Regions from separate parts of the Homo sapiens genome. Here region 1 is linked to region 2. A link is a contact called in ENCODE Hi-C data. All regions are on one chromosome and are shown on one strand. The core of a region is the stretch at or near the end of the contact, and the rest is flanking DNA. Distances in the headings are between cores, read along the strand shown.

The links. Hi-C counts contacts between places; a loop is a spot of excess contacts on that map. Pooled maps may share reads with other maps.
Region 1: a loop to region 2 is called in a pooled map, with 11 times the contacts of the local background. The contact joins two enhancer-like sites. A Hi-C loop is called at or near these places in 3 of 37 single-sample maps with no recorded cell type and 3 of 50 pooled maps.

The regions. Positions count from the first base shown.
Region 1 is chr4:81,559,305-81,565,418 of GRCh38, forward strand. No RefSeq gene overlaps it. Among named protein-coding and RNA genes, the nearest start is that of RASGEF1B, 90 kb to the left of the region's middle. RefSeq lists an enhancer at 3,231-3,400. Within about 2 kb of position 2,952, at least 6 of the 41 ENCODE cell types and tissues checked have a DNase peak (open chromatin) inside an H3K27ac peak, as active enhancers do.
Region 2 is chr4:81,048,989-81,054,375 of GRCh38, forward strand. BMP3 (bone morphogenetic protein 3) reads left to right here. Exons shown (of 3, transcript NM_001201.5): 3 at 4,357-5,387. The coding sequence ends at 4,548. Among named protein-coding and RNA genes, the nearest start is that of BMP3, 21 kb to the left of the region's middle. RefSeq lists a silencer at 3,290-3,339. Within about 2 kb of position 3,343, at least 2 of the 41 ENCODE cell types and tissues checked have a DNase peak (open chromatin) inside an H3K27ac peak, as active enhancers do.

The DNA of each region.
Region 1 (6,114 bases), core at 1,702-4,201, 510 kb after region 2:
TAAACCATAAATAAACAAATTAAGATGATAGTGGAAGATCCTGATCACCTGACAGAAAGTAAATAATTGGTTTGAAACCAAAGCAGTTCCTGAGTTTCTTAAGAAGGAAAAAATATTAGTGTCATCATGTAAACGATGTTTGAGAAAGAGTTTCCAGCAATAATTTATATCTCTTCACAGAATGGAAATATTAAATTAAAAGGGTGGAAGGAGCCTATGGCTATTTTTTTTAAAAAAGCTGAGGAGACATAACAAATGGAGCAGAGGCTTCGGGTTCTAGCCCCAATTTTCCCTGGGCTGCCACTTCTCCTTTCCAGTCTGACAACTAGATGTTTTTTTCTTTTCTCTTTTCTATTGTTTTTTTTTTTTTTTTTTTTTTTTTGAGACCGCATTTCGCTCTTGTTGCCCAGGCTGGAGTGCAGTGGCATCATCTCGGCTCACTGCAAACTCTGCCTCTTGGGTTCAAGCGATTCTCCTGCCTCAGCCTCCCGAGTAGCTGGGATTACAGGCATGCACCAACACGCCCGGCTAATTTTGTATTTTTAGTAGAGATGGGGTTTTTCCATGTTGGTCAGGCTAATCTCGAACTCCTGACCTCAGATGATCCGCCCGCCTTGGCCTCCCAAACTGTTGGGATTACAGGCGTGAGCCACCGCACCTCGCCTCTTTTCTCTTTTAAACTTATTTTTGTCTCTACTTTGTTGTGTTAACTGGGGCAAGTCACATCAGCTCTCTGGGTATCAGATTCTTCAACTGTAACATGAGGAGGTAGGATCCAGATTGTCATTAAGGATGGCTTTTGAATTTATAATTCTAAAAAATTCCACAAAATTAATAAAATACAATCCTAGCTAATTTTCCCCACAGATAAGCAAACTCCCATTTCTCCTATGAAGGGAAGAACATGGGACCCAGAAAGCCTGAGGAGAGCCCCCAAGTGAGTCTTAGTTCAGTGTTCATTTTAGAAGCAACGCTTTCAAAAAAAGTATGTTTTTTCATATTTTAACATGTCTATTAAATGTCATAGAATTCATGGGATTTTACAATCATAATTAGCAGCATTTTTTTCTTTCTTAGCAGCTCAAAAAATTATGATATGTTATACATTTAAATTCTCTTTTAATTCTCAAGTCCAGTTAAGATCAGAGTATATATAGTAGATCTTTCTAACATCTGAAGCAACAGTATTTAGATGAATCAGTGGAATGAGACAGAGTCTCCAAAGCAGTTGTCACAATTTTATTAATTTTCAGAAAATCCTCGTACACTATAAGATAGTCTCTCTATATCTCCTGCTCAAGGTCACTCTTAGATAACTAATTCTTCTAAAGAAGGCCCAGGGTTCTGTTGGTTGAAACTTTTTATTGTATTGTTATTCACTGTTGCTATTTTTATTATCATAATTATTATTAATTTAGATCAATGTTTTTCAAACTGTAGACTGAAACCTATTTGTTGATTGTATCGTCAGTATAGTGGGTCATCACAGCATTTTAACAAATAAAGCAACATACGCTAAAACAGGAAATCTCATCCTATCTGGTAAGAGTATCATTTCCTGACACTCTTTCTGGATGTGCTTTGTTTTTTTTTCTTTTAATTTATATTTTTAGTTCTGGAGTACATGTGCAGGATGTACAGGTTTGTTACATAGGTAAACATGTGCCATGGAAGTCTGCTGCACCTATCAACCCGTCATCTAGGTTTTAAGCCCAGCATGCATTAGCTATTTTTCCTAATGCTCTCCCTCCCCCAACCCCACCCCCAACAGGCCCCAGTGTGTGTTGTTTCCCTCCCTGTGTCCATGTGTTCTTATTGTTCAGCTCCCACTTATGAGTGAGAACATGCCATGTTTGGTTCTCTGTTGCTGTGTTAGTTTGCTGAGGATAACGGCTTCCAGCTTCATCCATGTCCCTCCCTGTAAAGGACATGATCTCATTCTATTTTACGGCTGCATAGTATTCCATGGTGTATATGTATCACATTTTCCTTATCCAGTATATTGATAGGCATTTCTATTGATTCCATGTCTTTGCTATTGTGAATAGTGCTGCAATGAACTTACACATGCATATATCTTCTTAATAGAATGATTTATATTTCTTTGGGTATATACCCAATAATGGAATTGTTGGTTCAAATGATATTTCTGGTTCCAGATCTTTGAGGAATAGCCACACCATCTTCCACAATGGTTTAACTAAGTTACATTCCCACCAACAGTGTAAAAGTGCTCATACTTCTCCACAACCTTGCCACCATCTGTCGTTTCTTGACTTTTTAAAAATCACCGTTCTGACTGGCGTAGATATACGTACAAGCATACATTCACATATGGGAGTCCTGGATCATGGTTTAGGATGCATTTCTTTTGTGGGTTATAATCAAAAAAGATTCAAAAATGCTAATCTAGGCCCAGCCTTGGAGGGCTCTGTGGCTATTAAACAGCTTGAAGCATAAGCAACCATGTAGAAAGATGCCGAATTTGGGGCAATGTCTTTGCAGGAGCACCATGTCCATAACCATACCAAAAACATGCTTGGCAAAATAGAGAGGTGCTTTGGATTGCCTTGAACTAGCTACTCATTAAGAAGTATTTGGTGACTCTGTTCTCTTTACAAGCCATCTGTATTGCCAGTCTCATTTGACAGCCTTTCTACTCAAAGGCCCCTAATTATTTAATTACTAATAGTAAGTTGATAGGAATTTATAACAAAAAATTTCAATTGACCTCTGATAGTAGGTGACAACATTTATTTCTATTATAAGAAAATTCCTTGGGAAATTCTACTTTGAAATTTGGACTCAGATGTTTAATACCTTTTAGGCAGTACATTCACCTAAGGAAGGTATTGTTTGAGGAAGCAGACATTGTTAAATACCTTTCCTTCCAAATTACTCAGAATGATAAAGAGCTAGGTCCCCTTGCAGGCATATACATTCACTTGGTGTTTCCTATATTGCCTGGAGTTTCTGCTTTCACTTCTATTTCAAGCATCCTTCCTGTACGTAAAAACAGGGGGTTCCTACAAAGGAGGAAATGAAACCAGCAGCTGTAATCATGAAAATGAGAAAGTATTTTTTCCCTCCAACCTGTATAAATGGTGGAGTCTATGTCATAACTGAAGAATATTCTTCCTATATCAGCTTTTTCAGATCAACATTCTAATGTTGACTCTCTTTGAGATTCTAACCAGGAGTAGCACCTTGTGCTTATCTACAGCCTCCTCATGGAACCAAATCATTTCATTTTACAAATGAAGAAACTGAGGCCTAGGTAAGCTTGTCACTAGCCCAAGTTCAGAAAACCTGTTACTGGGAGATCTGACATGGTGAAAGTGTTCCACAGCAGACTGGTTATATTACACTAACTTATTGCATTTAGACTCTTTTTCAAGGATGCCTTAAATCTTTGAGAGAAGTGTAATACCTGACTCAGGTATTTTAAATCTATTATTGAGTCTCCACATGGAAGTTTCTCCTCTTACTGAAAATCATGCTAGATGGGTACAACTAATAAATCCTAATACATTTAATAAGTGATATAATATGACCTTAAATTCCTTGCTATAGTTTCCATGTACTTCAGAAACAGAGGAATAAAAGCTATATTTTCTTTCTCAAGATATCTGTGAGGAAGATCAATGGTGAGTAGATTTCCCTCTAGTATGGACATTCTGTGAACAAAATTCTCTTTATCCATTTGGATGCCATGAAGTAATATATTACCAATAAATATAAAAACAATACACCTGGTTTAAGTATAAGGCTTGAATCACTGCTACTTCAAAAGGAGTCGAAGGATTTTATTTATAGGTTGGAGAATACAGGAGATTCAGAAAAGGAATAGCCTTTTAAAAATCATTATTTCGAATGAGAAAAGGAAGACAAAGTTTAAAATAAGCAAGATGAGAGAGAAAAAACTTTTTGACATCTGAGTAAACAAAACAACCTCAGATGTCTTTGATTAGTGTTTTCACACAGGGTGCTGTCAAGAAAGTTTCCATCCAAATGAATTCTATTTTTTAGTTCATATCTTTGTAAAATACATCTTGCTAGAAAAATGAATTTATCTTGTATAATTTATACAATATGGTTAAAACTGACAAAAGAAAATAAAATATTAAGGCAAAATTAAAACAATCTGGTAAAAAAAATTATGTTCAAATATCAAATACATAAATTCACAAAATAAGTGGAAAAATCTAAATACACTGATATGTACAATGACCAATAAATATACACATTGACATATACCCTTTCAATATACTAGGCAATAATTGAGCTCTTAATGGAGATTATGTTGCAAAGCAAAAATATTTATGATATGTAGAGATGTTACAAACTTGTACTATATATACAAAATGATGAGCTCTATAATTCCATCTGATTACTCCCATTTAAAAGAAAACCAGCAGTCATTTAAATGGTAGTTTCTGAAAGACCATAATATTAAGAGTGGGTATCTTTGGTAAAAGTTTTGAGATCTAAAAAGTTTTTATTTTTAAAATTTTGTAAAATAGCCACAAATTAAAGTTTTTAGGGTAATAAATATGTTTTGATTTTGGAGAAAATAATCTGCCCTTCCTTTCTGCAAATATTATTTCCACTGTCAAGTTTGTGGTCAATAAAGCTCAACAATTGGCTAGGATTTCCTCAATTTATATTAAAAAGTACTTCATTTTTCCTGAATTCACCTGGAAGTCTCTGTTAATGAGATCATAGATGAGAATATAAAACAAAACAAAAACAAAACACACTGAAACCGACAAACTGACAAATTTGACACACTAAAGTTCAGGTATTTTGCTCACGTACTGATTCAGAGCCTATTTCCTGTTACCTTATCCATAATTTTTGTACACATAGCTATTTGACTTCCAAGACTTTAGTAGATTAGAGCCAACAAGTTGAATGGGGGTTGAGAAGGGGTGGAGTAGCTACTGATAGTGTGGCAACAAGGAAAGGAACAGAAAATTATAAAAAGAAAACCTTGAAGCATCCGGTTGATATACAGATTGTGGCATAGGGGCAAACAAGTCTACAACCTTCAGTAGGTCCCAGATCATTAATATATAATTGTAGAGGAAAATAACTAAATTTTAACAATAGTTAACACTGAGTAATAAAGAAAGGCAAAAATATAACCAGAATATACTTTTTAAGAAGCTGAAAAATGAATTACATTGTTTAATATAATTCCACATAAAAAGCTTACAATAAAATTAATCTAGTGTTTCAAGGGACAAATGATCAACTATGTTGAATGATTCATCCCCAGCTGTTTTAGGATCTTTTTTTTTTTTTTTTTTTTGAGACAGAGTCTTGCACTGTCACCTGGGCTGGAGTGCAATGGCACGATCTTGGCTCACTGCAACTTCCACCTCCCGGGTTCAAGCAATTCTCCTGCCTCAGCCTCCCGAGTAGCTGGGATTGCAGGTGCCCGCCACCACGCAAGTCTAATTTTTGTATTTTTAGTAGAGACAGGGTTTCACTATGTTGGCCAGGAGGGTCTCAAACTCCTGACCTTGTGATCCGCCCACCTCGGCCTCCCAAAGTGCTGGAACTACAGGCATGAGCCACCACTCCTGGTAGGATCACTTATTTTTAGGGTAATTAAAAAAAAACTTCTGCTGACTTTTTGCATCACTTGAGAACACGTGCTTCTTTCTTAGTGTTAGCCCAATATTAGGGCTATTATGCTAATATTTCTGCCCAACTGAAACCATATAGACAGGTCATAATGGTACCAAAAGACAAGAATGTGACTAGCTTGTCCCGTCCTTGCTTTCTATGGATGTTCATCCTTGCATCCACTGTGGACTAACACATGTTTTATGCTGGCAGATCAGTACATTACTCCTGTGCAGCTAGTTCTGTTGTTGCCTGGTAGAGCTTGCTGATGTCCTTTCTATGGCACAGCCAGCTGCTTGCAAAGAGCAGATCAGGGTTAGACATAGTTCTAACCCTGGAGAACTGGGTTCCAGTTGCCAGAGCTCAGTCCTAAAATTGGGCAATCTAGCATCCGGGTGATGATAACAACACTGACAAACTGCTGACACAGAACCCCCAAATTCTTTATCATCACAGAATAAATAATACTCCTTAAAATGA
Region 2 (5,387 bases), core at 2,093-4,592:
ACCTGCTATGACTCTTTGGAGAAGTTATTCAGACTCTCTACAAGTTATTTTTACAGTCTGAAATGGGTCAAATAGTAAATAGTAAAAATAATAGTTTCTATATAACAAAAACAGTGGAAAAATGAGACAGTAGAGCACCTTGCACATAGTAGGTTATCAATAAATACCTGTTATTGGCATTATTATTCACGGCCATTTCTGAGACTGAGGAGAAAGAAAAGCAAACGTAGGACTCTGAAGAAAGACTACATAGGAAACGAGATCAAGAGAATAAAAGTTGTAAGGCAGGAAAATGTTTTCTAAATGTTTCTAGTCCCTTTTCAAACATCACAAAGCTGAAAATAGGTTTCTCCCTTTGCATTCAACCGCCCGTGAGCTCTTCCAGGGAGGTTTATTTGGAGAGTAAGAGAATCAGGAGAGCATCAGTTGCAGCAACTGAACTCATCATAATATTTGTCAAAACTTGGAAGGGCATCAGAACTCCAGGGAGACATAACAGGGATAAGTGTGGAGCTTTCTCTCTGAGCTTCAGATTTCCTTTTGCCAAGTTGAGAGTGGAAGTTTGGCTGTTACATAGAGTTCTCAATCTCTCATCACCTTGTGTGTATCTGTTTAACTTTTAAAGCTTTCTAGTGGTTCCCTTTAAGCCTTCCACGCCTTGTGTCTTTCAAGTGGTACGGTGACCAAAAAGATGGGAAACATGCAGCCAAATGAAGCTGCTACATTAGGGGTAATTAATAAACATCCCTGTTATCTGCACCGTGTCCAATACTGCAACCAGAGTGAACTTTGTAAATAAAAATATAGTCTAAGCAACAGAGGAGAATCAAGGCCACTGGTCAGATCAGTACAAAACATGTGGAATAACTGAGGTGCCAAAGACCTTTCAGACTTTAGATATAGTTTTTGCCCCAGAGAAAGTTCCCCCAGGCTAGACTGCTTTGTTGGCCCTCCTTTCTTTTGGCCTCCTGAGCCAAAGAGTGTTCTATATGGCAGGGCTTTTTGTCTGCAAAAGTTGACAACCTGTTCTCTAATTCAGAACAGCTGTGTTCTTTCTGCCTTTCCCAAATTCCAGGCTTTGCCCTTTCACTGATTCCAATTAGATAGTTTCTGGGCTATCACACCCATGTGGGCTGGACTGGAAGAATTGTGGAGTAAAACTCCATGGCCCAGGTCAGGAATGAAGGCTCTTAGCTGATGACATGCTCTCCCCTGCTAATGCATTTGTAATCAAATTCAACTCGAGGACATCATACACGGCTTGGCAGGTGCAGGCCTGACCATTGTAGATTTCATTCACAGACACGGCAGTTTGGATTTTTCTGATTTCTAGCCCTTACAGCCAATCTGTTCTCCCAGAGAGAGATTCTTGGAATTCTGCCATGAGATGAAAAATACCCATACAGTTAATGCCAAGTTCTATACCTTTGCCTCTCCTCATCACCTTAGAAGAGATGGAAAACAGAAATTTCAAATGAAAGTGATTGAGCTGTTGTCACTGACAAAGATCCAAGAGAAGTTAGTTTTGCTTTTTTTTTTTCAAGGAATTTTGCAAAAGCTATAAATAGCAAACACATAGAATTAGGCAGCAAAGAATCTAAACACTTTGAACCAAGTATTCCATACAAAGAAGAAATTCACATTTAATGCGTTCAAAATGATACAACCTCAATTAATTTCCTGAATCTTCCAATTCTAATCTCTGGTCATAAAAATGAACTCCAAAAACATTAAATCTTGATGTGCTAAGTTACTTAAGCAAAAAATTACCTAACTGCTATTGAAGTCGTGCTTCACCCTCATTAGAAAGAGCTGGTAAGGCAAATACCACAGATATGCATTAGTAATTGATATATTAATTTTTTAACTTGTTTAATAAAGAGTCATGAGAAACATGACCTGAACTCAGAAACAAACAGAAATTCCGGACTGGCAATATGCTTTACACCAGCAAATTACCGGATGGATCTTTTGTGCACGATGTAATTATTTCTGTTAATGGCAGGTTGATCAGAGGATTTCATAGTGAGAAAAAAAAAAGCAGGGGAAACTTCCTAGTAATCTGAGAGGTTCCTGATAAGATACACCAATGCAGAATCAGGGGCTTCTGTCCAAATTCCAGTGAGCCCACTAGAGACTACTCATATACTCATAGTTTCTGAATCTATCATTTGTTACTTGAAGCTGTAAAAAAAAGGACAGGAATTTTCCTAGGAAACACCCATGAATATTATCCATATCTACACCAGGTCATTTGCACAGAAACTTGTATTTGTGTTGATAGGAACTATTTCCACAGAAATGGATAAAAATGGAGGGTATGTTGTTTCTTTTAAGTATTTCATCCATTTAACAAGCATTTGTTCCATGCCTAGATTATACTAGGTGCTCAGGAACAGCAATGCACAGGAGAATTTAGCACCCAAGGTCTCATCTAATTAAGTTGATCCACTTTGTATAAAATTCAAATATTATAGGAGTCATTAAACATTAAAATAACAGAATAATTTTGGAAAATCTAGTTTAAAAGTTTTCGCTTTATGACAAGCTATTTAGATTATTGAGTCATAAAAATAACTTTAAATCAGTAGAGAAAAGTGGATGGCTGCAAAAGCTTTCTTTAGAAATTACCAATAGCAATAACAAGCAATGGCTACTGACATTTGTTGTACAATACTGATTGTAGTTTGTGTAAGTTACACAGATATTATTGGTGATGCAGGGCATACAATGTGCAAAATAAAACAGCATGGACTTCCTCTCCTCAAGGGAGGAATAACTTGCTTTGTAATGAATTAAAGCTAATTAATTCAAAGTTAACCAGTCTTTTTAACATATACTGAAAATCTCTAGGAAAAAAAAGTAAGAACAGTTGCCCATCATTAAGTCTAATTATTTAGTTACTTATGCCTAATCACAATAAAGTTGAAGTCTGATGTATGGATTTTATTTCATTGATATTAAAAGATGGGATGAGATTTAACCTTTCTCTGCCAAAAATAATCCTTTTTTTCTTTTTTTTTTTAAGAGTATGCCTGCTTTCTATATTATTGTCTTCTCCCTTGGTTTGTATATACCCTTAAAGTTTTAACTTGTTCCAGTTTCCCATGCTGGGAGCTTTAGGAGTTTGAAATTAAAATACCAATCCACTGGGGCGGGGTTCCTCTGAGCCATGAGAAACATGGCTCAAAGTTCTGAAATTAAAAAGCGAAAGTTTTGGTCAAAGTCCTACTCCTGAATTGGTCTCTGGCAAGTTACCAAACTTCTGTTTCTCAATGTGTTTAAAACAAAACTACTTTCACCTGCCTAAAAGAGGAATCGAGAAACACAGGTGTTGCACAGTGGGGCATCTCTTAGGAAGTTCTTACCACTCTGGCAATACCTAACATTCTGGACTTGCAAAAATGACTGTTCCTTTAGTACTTTTAGCTAGAGCAGAGCTGTATGGGGTTCTCTAAATAAAACCACATGCTTCACATGAATGTTAGTGGTCCCATTTGGCATTTTCTCAGGGAAAAGATTCTTACTCAGGCTTCTTTGGTGAAAGTTCTGGTATCCATAGGATAACTTTAGGCCCTCATAATTCCCAGAGGGAATTCCCAGAGGACGTGGCCCACTCTTAGAACACAACTCCATGCCTAATTCTAAACCAGTGGAGCAACAGTGACCCCCAGTGGCCAATGGTGTGGTCTTCTTACCCCCCAGTTTGTACTTCTAAGGAGAGTTGAATAATTACATAGTGGAATAGTAACCATCCAATCCATCTTGGCAACTATTAAATTAAATAAATCAATACCCCTCTGACCTGCTTGGTTTTATTTTAACAACAATGCCTAAATATCAATATAGCAGTGGCAATAATGTATCTCTGTTAAATAGAGTGCTTGTTAGGATTTTGATTAATGTAGGGTCAATAACGAATCATTTTTTGTTTCAATCCTGTTATTGAAAACACCGTAGAGTGTATTAATTCCATGTTTGGGGGCTAAGTTGTTTGTAATTAAATGATTCTTGCTGAGATAACTTGGTTTAAATCCTCTACCATTTACAAGCTATTTGAACTTAGATAAGTCGTTTAAGCTTTTTGAGCCTTTGTAAAATGTAAGAAATGTTAGCTTTGTTGTGAGAATTAGAGATACTACATATAATATGCCTGGAATGCAGCAGGCACTTAATAAATAATAACCATTTTGGTAGTGGTGGGATAGGCGATTGGGCTTAATGTATAATGATGCCAGAGGTTTTATTAAATTGTTGAAACAAATTCATTAGATAAGCATTTTGTGTAATGAGGACTGAGGAGTGGAAACGCAGTTCCACCTAACATATGTGTTCTTCTTTCATTTCTTTCTCTAGTCTTTGAAGCCATCAAATCATGCTACCATCCAGAGTATAGTGAGAGCTGTGGGGGTCGTTCCTGGGATTCCTGAGCCTTGCTGTGTACCAGAAAAGATGTCCTCACTCAGTATTTTATTCTTTGATGAAAATAAGAATGTAGTGCTTAAAGTATACCCTAACATGACAGTAGAGTCTTGCGCTTGCAGATAACCTGGCAAAGAACTCATTTGAATGCTTAATTCAATCATTAGTTTATTTTTATGGACTTCTTCCTGTTTTTTTTTTTTTTTTTTTTGCACTGCCAATGCATTTTGTTTCAAAAGATTATTTCTATAGTCAGAGGGGAATGAGCAAATAGACTGAAGATTGCCACCAAGGAAAAGAACTGTATTTGTTTCTGAATGTAACTTAAAGCAAGATTTTTAGTAAATATGGACATCTATTTCTCTTTTTGTAATCAAACACAACAACTTATCAAACTGTTTTTAGAACTGTTAGAGAACACACTGGTTTATTTTTGTAATGTTCTTTGAAAACAGAATGGAGAAGCAGCAATAGCTTGTCATTTATCTCATTTAATGACTAATGGGAAATAGAGAACAATTTCGCGTTTTGAATTAGGCTTATTGCCTTAGAATCCTGAGAAAGTGCTAAATAATCAACTCTGATGTTTTTCTTAAGTTCTTGAGACTCTTGTTTATCCTTGTTTTTCCTCCACAAGTCATTGTCTAAGTGTAATGGAAAGTTTATGCTGAGCGTTAGTGTGTATGTATGTGCGTACATGCGCCAGGTGCCTGTGCCCTCTGTAGGATGGTTTGCTTAATATGGTTTTATAATTCAGTTTACACAGGATTCTTTATTTTTTTTAATTTTGTATTTTGGCAAACACCATTCAGTTATAAGAACTTTGCCAAATATGATAGAATAATTCAAGAGCATATACAGAGAGTTACCACTTGACCCAGCTATTTAATTGCAAATACAGTTGTTTTCATTTCATTTCCTACCAGAAAAAGGAATCAGAAACCTAGTTTTTGAAAACACAAGTG